Linked DNA regions of Homo sapiens: region 2 is linked to region 1. A link is an interaction called in ENCODE POLR2A ChIA-PET data of the cell type or tissue named here. Cell type or tissue: OCI-LY7. All regions are shown on one strand. Region 1 overlaps LOC105371632 (a long non-coding RNA gene). Region 2 overlaps RALGPS2 (Ral GEF with PH domain and SH3 binding motif 2).

The links. ChIA-PET counts read pairs that join two places held together with the same protein. Peaks named below come from ENCODE experiments on the same cell type or tissue, not always from the same donor. Only the 100,000 strongest peaks of a DNase experiment are listed, where the experiment ranks them.
Region 2: POLR2A ChIA-PET joins it to region 1 with 10 read pairs; 2 of 35 experiments call an interaction of 5 or more read pairs at or near these places.

Annotation. Positions count from the first base shown.
Region 1 is chr1:178,573,006-178,578,005 of GRCh38, forward strand. LOC105371632 (a long non-coding RNA gene) reads right to left here. Exons shown (of 4, transcript XR_922315.3): 1 at 288-5,000. Among named protein-coding and RNA genes, the nearest start is that of C1orf220, 33 kb to the left of the region's middle. In OCI-LY7, a CTCF peak has its summit at 30; DNase peaks (open chromatin) are centred at 2,776, 4,016 and 4,586; H3K4me3 peaks cover 2,649 bases; H3K27ac peaks cover 4,835 bases.
Region 2 is chr1:178,794,342-178,799,341 of GRCh38, forward strand. The region is part of intron 4 of RALGPS2 (Ral GEF with PH domain and SH3 binding motif 2); the gene reads left to right. It overlaps LOC124904462 (a long non-coding RNA gene), which reads right to left. Exons shown (of 3, transcript XR_007066749.1): 3 at 2,846-2,932. Among named protein-coding and RNA genes, the nearest start is that of RALGPS2-AS1, 71 kb to the left of the region's middle. In OCI-LY7, no CTCF peak of the experiment used is centred here; a DNase peak (open chromatin) is centred at 1,960; H3K4me3 peaks cover 882 bases; H3K27ac peaks cover 1,456 bases.

The DNA.
Region 1 (5,000 bases):
TGGAGCAGGATTAAGGAACTGGTTAGGTCAAGGCTGTGAATTGCCATTAAGAAATCAGTATTAAAAGTTGCTGTCTTGATTGGGACTCTAAGTACCTTCTGTTTTGTTTTTCCCACTAATTTCCCAGACTCCCAGGCCCTTCCAACCAGTCAGTAGGTTAGTATTAATCCCTTTAACCCCCATACATCCCTGGGGTGGGGTTAGGCCCAGTTAAACCCAGGCCTCAAGGTTCCATTGAACCCACCCAAGGTCTGTGGGAAGAGACCCCAGTGCCTGTCTTGACTCACCCATTTCTTTTCTTTGTCAGCTCTTGTTTTTCTTCACCTTGGATTATCCTGAAGCTCAGTTAATTGAGTCCTGAATAAGTAAGGGCATGTTGTAATTCCAAATTCAAGACAAGTTTTCTATTTAACCAGAGGTCCTTTTCATGTTACTCACAGAGGAGACACTCAAGACGGGGTATCAATGGAATTGCAGTTTGATAACTAAACAGAAGCACACTTGAAACTCTGGTGACTAATACAGCCCCATTCACACCTACCGAAAGACAATCCCCTGCTCTATCTGTGGTTTGAATCGATCACAAAAAACACAGATTTGCTTCCAGCAGCTAAAGTAATTTTAGTTTTATCAAATAGTGTATGTTTGGGTTTCTAGAGTTAAAAAAAAACTCATGCTTGGACCTTGGGCACCCATTGGAAGCTGCCTATCTGTTCCCACCCTTGCTGCTAGGACTCTCCTCACTGCTGTTAGCACACAGTGGGTTTCTACTGCTAAGAACTCCCTCCTCAACCCTGCCCTGGCACCCTAAAAATGACCTGTGCTGATACCTTCTCTCCCCTGCTCCCCATACACCCACAGGTGCAGGAACAGCTCCAGCTCTGCCTTTGTCCCGCGCTTTGAGCTTTTTTCAGGCTTCACCACTGCTCTTTCTTTGGCTTCATACTTGGGTTCTTTTTCTGTACAGGGTTAACAACTATATCATGAGAATATTAGTTAGATTCCATTTAACTTTTTACAATTTAATTAAATAGAGGTAATTATAGATTCACATCGGGTTGTAAGAAATAATACAGAGAGATACAATGTGTCTTTTATCCACAGTTTCCTTCCAATGGTAACATCTTACAAAACTCTAGTATGTGCAATATTACAACTAGGAAATTGATGGTACAATCCATAGATCTTGATCAGATTTCCCTCCTGTCTTACATTTACTCTGTGTGTGTGTGTGTGTGTGTGTGTGTGCACGTGCACGTGTATTTAATTCTATGCCATTTTATCACATGTGGAGGTTTGTATATCAATCACCATCTCTTATGTTGCCTTTTTGTAACATAATCTATTTCCCTCTCCTTCCATCCTCCACCCCCTGGCCCTAACCCCTGCCAATCACTAAACTATACTCTCTCACACTAATTTTATGGTTTCAAGAACGTTATATAAATAAAATCATAACATACGTAATTCTTTGGGATTGGCTTTTTCACTTGAAATCCATCCAAGTTTTGTGTGTATCCATGGTTTGCTCCCTTTTTATTGCTGGGTAGTAGTCCAAGGTCTAGATGCACCACAGTTTGTTTAACCATTTGCCCACTGAGACATCTGGGTTGTTTCCAGGGCCTATTATAAATAATGCTGCTGTGGACATTTGTATATAGGGTTTTGTGTGAACATAAAATATGTTTTTATGTTTCTGGGATAAGTACCCAAGAGTGAAATTGCTGGGTTTTGTGGTAATTGCATGTTTAGTTTTATAAGAAACTTCCAAAATGTTCTCTAGAGTGGCTATACCCACCAGCAATGTATGAGAGATTCAGTTTTTCTACATCCTTATCAGCAATTGATATGGTCACTATTTTAAATTTTAACCATTCTGATAGGTGTGTAGTAAAATTTCACTGAAGTTATTTCGTTTTAAAAAACAATTTGTACTTTTCAACTTTTGTTACTAAATATTTGTGCAGCTTTTATATTTTTATTTTTCAGAAACATTTTAATTACTGAATAGCTGTGTAACATGTTAGAAAAATCCAAGTAATATTTCACATAATTCCATTTCACTTGCCTGTCCATACTTTTTCAGTATGCCAAGAATTCTATGCCTACTTTTGACACATAACTTGATGTCAAGTTTCACTTGATGAAACCTTTTTGATAATTGTCAACTCAAAAGTTAACACGACATATACTTCATGAAAATGGAGTTAATTGGCTATTCTGAGCCTTTTATAAAGAGAATTGCTTCATCCACATACCAATTAAGTTTCTATATTTATAAAATATTTTTCTAATCAAAAAATTAATTGAAACTATGAAAAAATAGACACCTGGCTGTTTCTTTCTTTTTCTGTTGTTGAGACAGAGTCTCACTCAGTCACCCGGGCTGGAGTACAGTGGCACCATCTTGGCTCACTGCAACCTCCACCTCCACCTCCAGGGTTCAAGCGATTCTTGTGTCTCAGTCTCCCAAGTAGTTGGAATTACAGGTGCACACTATCACGCCTGGCTAATTTTTGTGTTTTTAGTAGAGATGGGGTTTCACCATGTTGGCCAGGCTGGTCTCGAACTCCTGGCCTCAAGTGATCTACCCACCTCTACCTCCCAAAGTGCTGGAATTACAGGTGTGAGCCACCATGCCCAGCCAACCTGGCTGTTTCTTTTCCAGCCCTTCCAGAATGAGAATTCATGTAGGCCATCTGCCCCACTCTGATCTGCAAGCTGCCTCCCTGATTCCTTGACTCCCTGCAACCCACATCCCCTCCTGTCTTCAGGACATCATACTCGCACCTGGGGGAAAAGGGGAAGTAAAAAGGGAGGCTCAGTGCCCCTGGGTCTGCTTTGTCTGTGAGAGAAATCTGACATTGTTGGCAGAGAACTAACATGTCTTCTTAGAAAAAAGTAGAGCCCCAGTTGCCTGGATACAGTCAGGAATACATATCACTGGATCTGTGGGTGACCTGTAGTTACTTTGTCCCTATTTGAGTTTCCTGAATGTTAAGAGGAAAATGGAGCAGAGCTAACAAATACCTCATACCTGCTTGGGCTTTCTCCGTCAGTCCTCTGTGTGTGCATCACACACCCACACATATGCAAAATAGCTCAGTGTAAAAACCCTGCAGTAAACATCAATCCTTGTAGATTCCCGGGGAGTTCTAGTTGGATTTGCTAGCAAAGCAACTTCCATAAAGACTATAAATAGCAGGCATGTGCCTCTGTAAGCAGTGCAGCTATTTTTTTTTAAATAGGGGATTCTCATGTTACAAGGACATCACAGATTACTGAATAATTTATTTAATGGTAGATTATATGGGCTTCACTCTTTGCCAGTGAGCTCATACCCAAATGTCTAAAGGAGATAAGGTGAGCAAAAGCTAGATGTCAGGCTTGGGTGAGCTGTTTATTTATTTTTATTAGATATGTATAACTATTGTAGCCATTTATATTTTACTTAATATTATCTCAGCTGCAAAGGTCATATATACAATAGTGTCACTACTTTATTACAGACATTTAGCTAACTTCTAACAATTCATATCGCACACAGCATGAGAAATACAGAATAGAATAATAAATAACTTTGGTTGCACTTGATTTTAACAAAGGACTGTGATATATAGGAGTATGTTTGTTCTCTATGAAAGTATAGGGAAATGAGGGGACAAAATTCAAAAAAAGGATGTTAGATTTGAAAATAGAGATAAGAAAAAATGATCTAAATCCATGTTTTTCTGTGAACTATTGTTATAATCTTTTCAATGACTTATAGTAAAAAAAAATTGCTTATAAGCTTACAGATCTTAGACATTTTACCTTTAGCTATATACAGTTCTCAGGTGTGCAGAGGTACCCTGGAAGACGGACATACTTTTCTGTCAAATGTAATTTTAATGAATATGAAATTTATTTAAAAAGGAAATTTAAATTTGGCAATAGCAAGATGTCAAAAGATTTGAACAGGCACATAACAGGAAATTCATGTGGCCAATTAACATAGTAAAAGATTCTTGGTTTTGTTTAATAATCAGGGAAATGCAAATTAAACTCACAGTGAAATGTTACTCACTACACAGCCACCTGATCAGTTGAAGTTTTAAAGTTTGACAATAACAAGTGCTGTTGAGGATGGAATATAGTGAGAACCGCTGCTGTTGGAAGTTTGTTTTTATTTATTTTTTGAGTCAGGGTCTTGCTCTGTCACCCACGCTGGAGTGCGGTGGCGCGATCATGGCTCACTGCAGCCTCCACCTTCCAAGTAGCTGGGACTACAGGAGTGGACCACCATACCCAGCTATTTTTTTTTCTTTTTTTTGTAGACATGGGGTCCCACTGTATTGTTCAAGCTGGCCTTGAATTCCTGGGCTCAAGCGATCCTCCCACCTCAGCCTCCCAAAGTGCTGAGATTACAGGTGTGATCACCGCACCCAGTCTGCTTTTGGGAGTTTAAATTGAAGCAAAGTTTTGGCAAATAGTTGCCATTCTCTACTAAGGTTAAAGATTCACACACCCTATTCACAAGTGGAGAAATTCTGATGTGGGAAAATGCCATCAAGGCAGGTGTACATGCATATGCTGTGGACCAGGATGTATACAAGAATGTGTAGAGAAGCAGTGTTTGTAATAGCCCCAAGCTGGAACCAAACCAAATGCTGGCCTGTCATAGAAAGCATAAGAATTAGAGCCACTTAACAACAGCATGGTTGGAGTTAATAAATATAATGTTGAAGAAAAGAAGCAAGACACAAATACTCAGAGTCAGGGTCCATTGATATAAAGCTTATAAACGGGCAAAGCTAAACTACATTGTTTAGGGATGCATATAGAGATAGTAAAACTCTAAAGAAAAGCAAGGAAATTGTTATAATAAAAGTGAGGATGGTGGTTACTTTTAGAGGAGAAAAAGAATTGTGACCGAGCTTACTCTGAGACTTCTGCACTCTGGAAATGTTCTATTTCTTGACCTGGCTGTGGTTTCATGGGTTTTTACTTCATCATCATTC
Region 2 (5,000 bases), 220 kb after region 1:
TCCTGACCTAAAGTGAGCTGCCTTGGCCTCCCAAAGTGCTGGGATTACAGGTGTGAGCCACCACACCTGGCTTAGATTGTTTTCTTTTAGAAGGCTCTTACACATTTATTTATAGGGCTTCTCTCCAGTGTGAGTTCTTTCATGTTGCAGAAGCTTGACTGTATTCTGAAGGTTTTTCCATGTTATTACATTTAGAGGATTTTTGTTTTAGATTTTTGTCTATTATAAATTATCGGATGTTCTATAAAGCTTGTATTTCTTCAGAAGGCATTGCTACATTGATTACACTAATAGGGTTTCTCTTCAGAATGAACTTTCTGTTACTAAGCACAAGGTGAGTTATGACAAAAAGGTGGTTTGCAGTGCGGTTTTCTTTCCAGTAGCAATTCTCTGGTGCTTTTAATAAGCCTTAAGTAGGGGATCAACTGTGCTTGAAATTTGTGCTGTAGTTATTACATTGGATACTGTTTGCCTCTTTTATGAGGGTCTCAAGTATTCATAAAGTGACAGGATATATCTGAAAGTCTGACATATAGAGCATTCAAAGAATGTTTTAGGCTGGGCGTGGTGGCTAACGCCTGTAATCTCAGCACATTGGAAGGCTGAGCCAGGTGGATCACTTGAGGCTAGGAGTTCAAGACCAGCCTGGCCAACATGGAAAAACCCCATCTCTACTAAAAATACAAAAATTAGCCAAGCATGGTGGTGCATGCCTGTAATTCCAGCTACTCGGGAGGCTGATACACAAGAATCGCTTGAACCAGGGAGGCAGAGGTTGCAGTGAGCCGAGATTGCGCCACTGCACTCCAGCCTGGGTGATGGAGTGAGACTCTGTCTCAAAAAAAAAAAAGCAAAGAAGAAAGTTTTATACTCTATTTATCCTCGTAGATCAATACATTAAGTCAGACATTTAGATTATATCAACAAACAGATATTAAATTCAAAAAATAATAAGCCCCTCTATATAACTGGGATCACTAGGATTTACTAGGGATCAAGGAAGAATGTTGGTTAAATGAGGGAAAGTATGTAATAGATAATTCTGAATCTTATTAATTAAAATATTTCTTGTTTGTTTGTTTGTTTTTTGAGACAAAGTCTTACTCTGTTGCCCAGGCTAGAGTGCAGTGGTGCGATCTTGTCTCACTGCAACCTCTGCCTCCCGGGTTCAAGTGGTTCTTCTGCCTCAGCCTCCTGAGTAGCTGGGATAACAGGTGTGCTACCACCACACCTGGCTAATTTTTGTATTTTTAGTAGAGATGGGGTTTCACCATGTTGGCCAGGCTTGTCTCGAACACCTGACCTAAGGTGATCCACCCACCTCAGCCTCCCAAAGTGCTGGATTACAGGTGTAGCCACCACACCTGGACTGTATCTTATTAAAATATTTCTGAAAAATTTAACAATTGAGATATTTCCGACAGTATATAGAAAAAGCTTCTCTGTGCAAACCTTCTAGTGTATGTCAAGATAATATAATCTTGGAAACATCCAAAGTTCCAGCATCAGGAATATCATAATTCTATCCTTGTTTTAATGAAAATTAATCATTTGCCTTAAAATTAAAATATAAACAATTAATAAATATAATGAGAGATTTGAAGAAAGCAAAGAAGACTTGTAGACTTGAAATTGTTCTGCTATACAGACCAGAATAAACCAATTGCTGTGTTAGAAGCGAGTTGCCGCTGTTTTGTCAGTTTGTATTACTGCTGTTCATCACTGTGAACTTCTTTAATATATAATAAGATAAGGCTTAGATTAGGATTAAGGAAGGTAGAGAAGAAAAGTGTTGTTTGGTAGTGTAGGTGTATATGACATCAGAGATAGGAAAAGAAAGCTCCTGCCTGTATCTGTGATCTCATTATACGGACAGCTTTAACATATTGGGAGGAAGGAAGAGAAAAGAGGATGTGAGTACATTAGAAAATAGAAGGGTTTATATATATATATCTTAATACCTAGGAGTTAGTTTTAAAGTTTATATTGTGGGTTAAGATATAGGAATAGTAGTGAGCACTTCATGTGTGACTGAGACTTCTTTGTAGATAACCATATTAGGCTGAATGCTAATGGATATGCCGTATTCCTCTAAAGCTGTCCTCTTTTGAGCACAGAGATGTCTCAGCAATAATTATCTTCTCTTTGTTAGGATCTCCCAGCCCCATTGCCCTCTCCCTGCTTCCAGTCATTTACAGATTCCATCGCTTTTTCTTTTCTTCCCTCAGTCTCTTATCTACATACTAGTCTATATTGGCTTTTTCTCTCTTCTATCTGTAGGTATCCCTACAGCATCACCCTTAGAACATTCCTTTTAAGAGTATTGGAACCTACAAGATGAAATTTAGATCAAGAATTTCTTTGCAGAACAAACCTACAAGATATAAGGAAGCTCTGACTTCTGTGAATTCAGTAATTCTTTCATAGGGTAGGTGGTCATCAGTTGTGGGATTTTGCCCTCCCTGTGCTTCCAAAATAAATGCAAGTGAAAATTGGGCTTAGTAGTTTCATAGTTTAAAATTAATCAATGAATATTCTTTCAAATACACTTATAATGACTGTTAAGAAATTGCCTTTATATATGATTTACTATTTGAAGATTTCTCTTTACTACGTGATTTTAAAATTGCAAGTTAAATCCATTGTAACAAATTTTAAGGGGTATCAAGGCTGCTAAATTTCATTTAGCCTTTGCTAAAATGGAGGCTTATTTACATAGTATACTCAAAACAGTTTTATTCCTAAGTCATACCCTTGAAAAAAGCATCCTTTGAGTTGTTGAGTTTACTTCAACCTTTTGATGTTCATATGAGATATTTTAGTATAGACTAATTCTTGACCAGGCTGAACTGTCAATATGCAAGATGGCATCTGTGGCATAATTTATTTCCTGGATTGTATTCTAGTGTGACTTGGAGGAAGATCTTAGAATCTGAAACAGAAAGAGATAGAGACAAAGGGAAAAGCAATTTTTTTTTTTTTAATCACAGAGAAATTTAGCAGCTCTTGAGAGGTAGAGGTGGGGCAGGGCAAAATTCCTTTAATGCCAGGTAACCATAAATGCATGTCAAAGTTTAAGAAGAAATAGTGGGTTAGTTCTTGGGAGTCCCGGTGCAATTTTAGCTTCATAATTCATTATGTAGTTTTGTTTTTATTGCTGTTTTTTAACTTTTTATTTTGACATAATAGATTCACAGGAAGTTGCAACAAAATAGTACAGAGATAATTAGAGGCCCATAGGCAGTTATAAAAGTAGTCCAGAAAAGTCCCATTTACTTACTCTTCATTCAGTTTTCCTCAGCAGTTACATCTTACATAACTATAGTACAATATCAAAACCAAGAAATTGATATTTTTATAATACGTGTCTGTATAAATCTGTGATTTTTGTCATATATGTAGATTTATCTAACCACTACCTCAGTCAAGATTCAGAACTATTGCATCACCACAAAGATCTCTCCCTGTGCTACCTCTTTATAGTCACACCCATCGCATTACTCCTCTCCTACTCCTCACCAGCCTTAACCCTGGCAGCCACAAATCTGTTCTTCATCTTGTTGAACTGTGAGAATCCACTCATACACATATTTTTTTCAATAAATATTTTGGAAATTTTGTCTTGAAGATTTCCAACAATTTGTAAAAAAAAAAAAAAAAAAAACCACATAGCTTAGAAATATAAAAAAAAATTAAGAAAAAGGGATGGCGTGAATGTATAAAATATATGTAGATACTAGTCTATTTTGTCTTTTACTACCATGAGATATATCCAAATGTATTAAGAAAAGTTAATATTTATCAAGACTTATGCACACAAAGACCTTGTGTTCTGCCATATGCGGTCAAGAGAACTATTAAGAAACATAAAGATGCAGTATTAAGTCATAACTGCATAAAATTAACTGTAGTGCATACCATTCTATTGTAGTAATTTTGTAACCACCTCGCGTTGCTATTACAGTGAGCTCAAGTGTTGAGAGTATCTGCTGAAAATGATGATGCTAATCAGTTATCTCCACATGAGCAGTTCCTGTCTCCAGTAAATTGTGTTATGACGTTAAAATGTGATCTCTCACTGTGTTTAGTGCAATATCCTAACCTTGAATAATACCATGAGACCCATAAGAAATACCATTAGTGGTGGTGGAAGTGCTTCTAAGAAGCAGAGAAAAGTTACGACATTACAGGAACAGGTTGAATTGCTTGAAATGTACCACAGATTAAGGTCTGCAGCTGCAGTTGTCTGCCATTTCAAGATAAATGAATCCAGTGTAAGGAGCATTGTGTTTCGTTTTTTTTTTAAAAAGGAAATTTGTGAAGTCATCACTTTTCATACACCAGCAGGTATGGAAACCCCACACGTTTTGTGAAATATTGTGTCTTTTATCTTGTATTGAAAATGCAGCTTTTTAAATGGGTCCAGGATTTCTATAAGAAAGTATACCCATAGCCTCAAATATTATTCAAGAAAAAGCAAACTCATTATATGACAACTTAAAAGGAAGGTGAAGTATCTAAAGCTGGAGAATTTAATGCCAGCAAAGGATGGTTTGATAATTTTAGAAAGAAGTTTTGCTTAAAAATTGTCAGGATAACAGGAGAAGCAGCTTCTGCCTACCAAGCAGCAGCAGACAGGCTCCCAGACACCATTGAGAAAATCATTGAGGAGAATGGGTATCTGCTTGAACAAGTTGCTGTTGTTGTTGTTGTTTTGAGACGGAGTCTTGCTCTGTCACCCAAGCTAGAGTGCAGTGGCGCGATCTCCGCTCACCACAACCTCCACCTCCTGGGTTCAAGTGATTCTCCTGCCTCAGACTCCTGAGTAGCTTGGATTACAGGCACATGCCACCATGCCTGGCTAATTTTTTGTATTTTTAGTAGAGATGGGGTTTCACCGTGTTGGCCAGGCTGGTCTTGAACTCCTGACCTCATGATCCGTCTGCCTCGGCTTCCCAAAGTGCTGGGATTACAGGCCACTGCACCCAGTCTGAACAAGT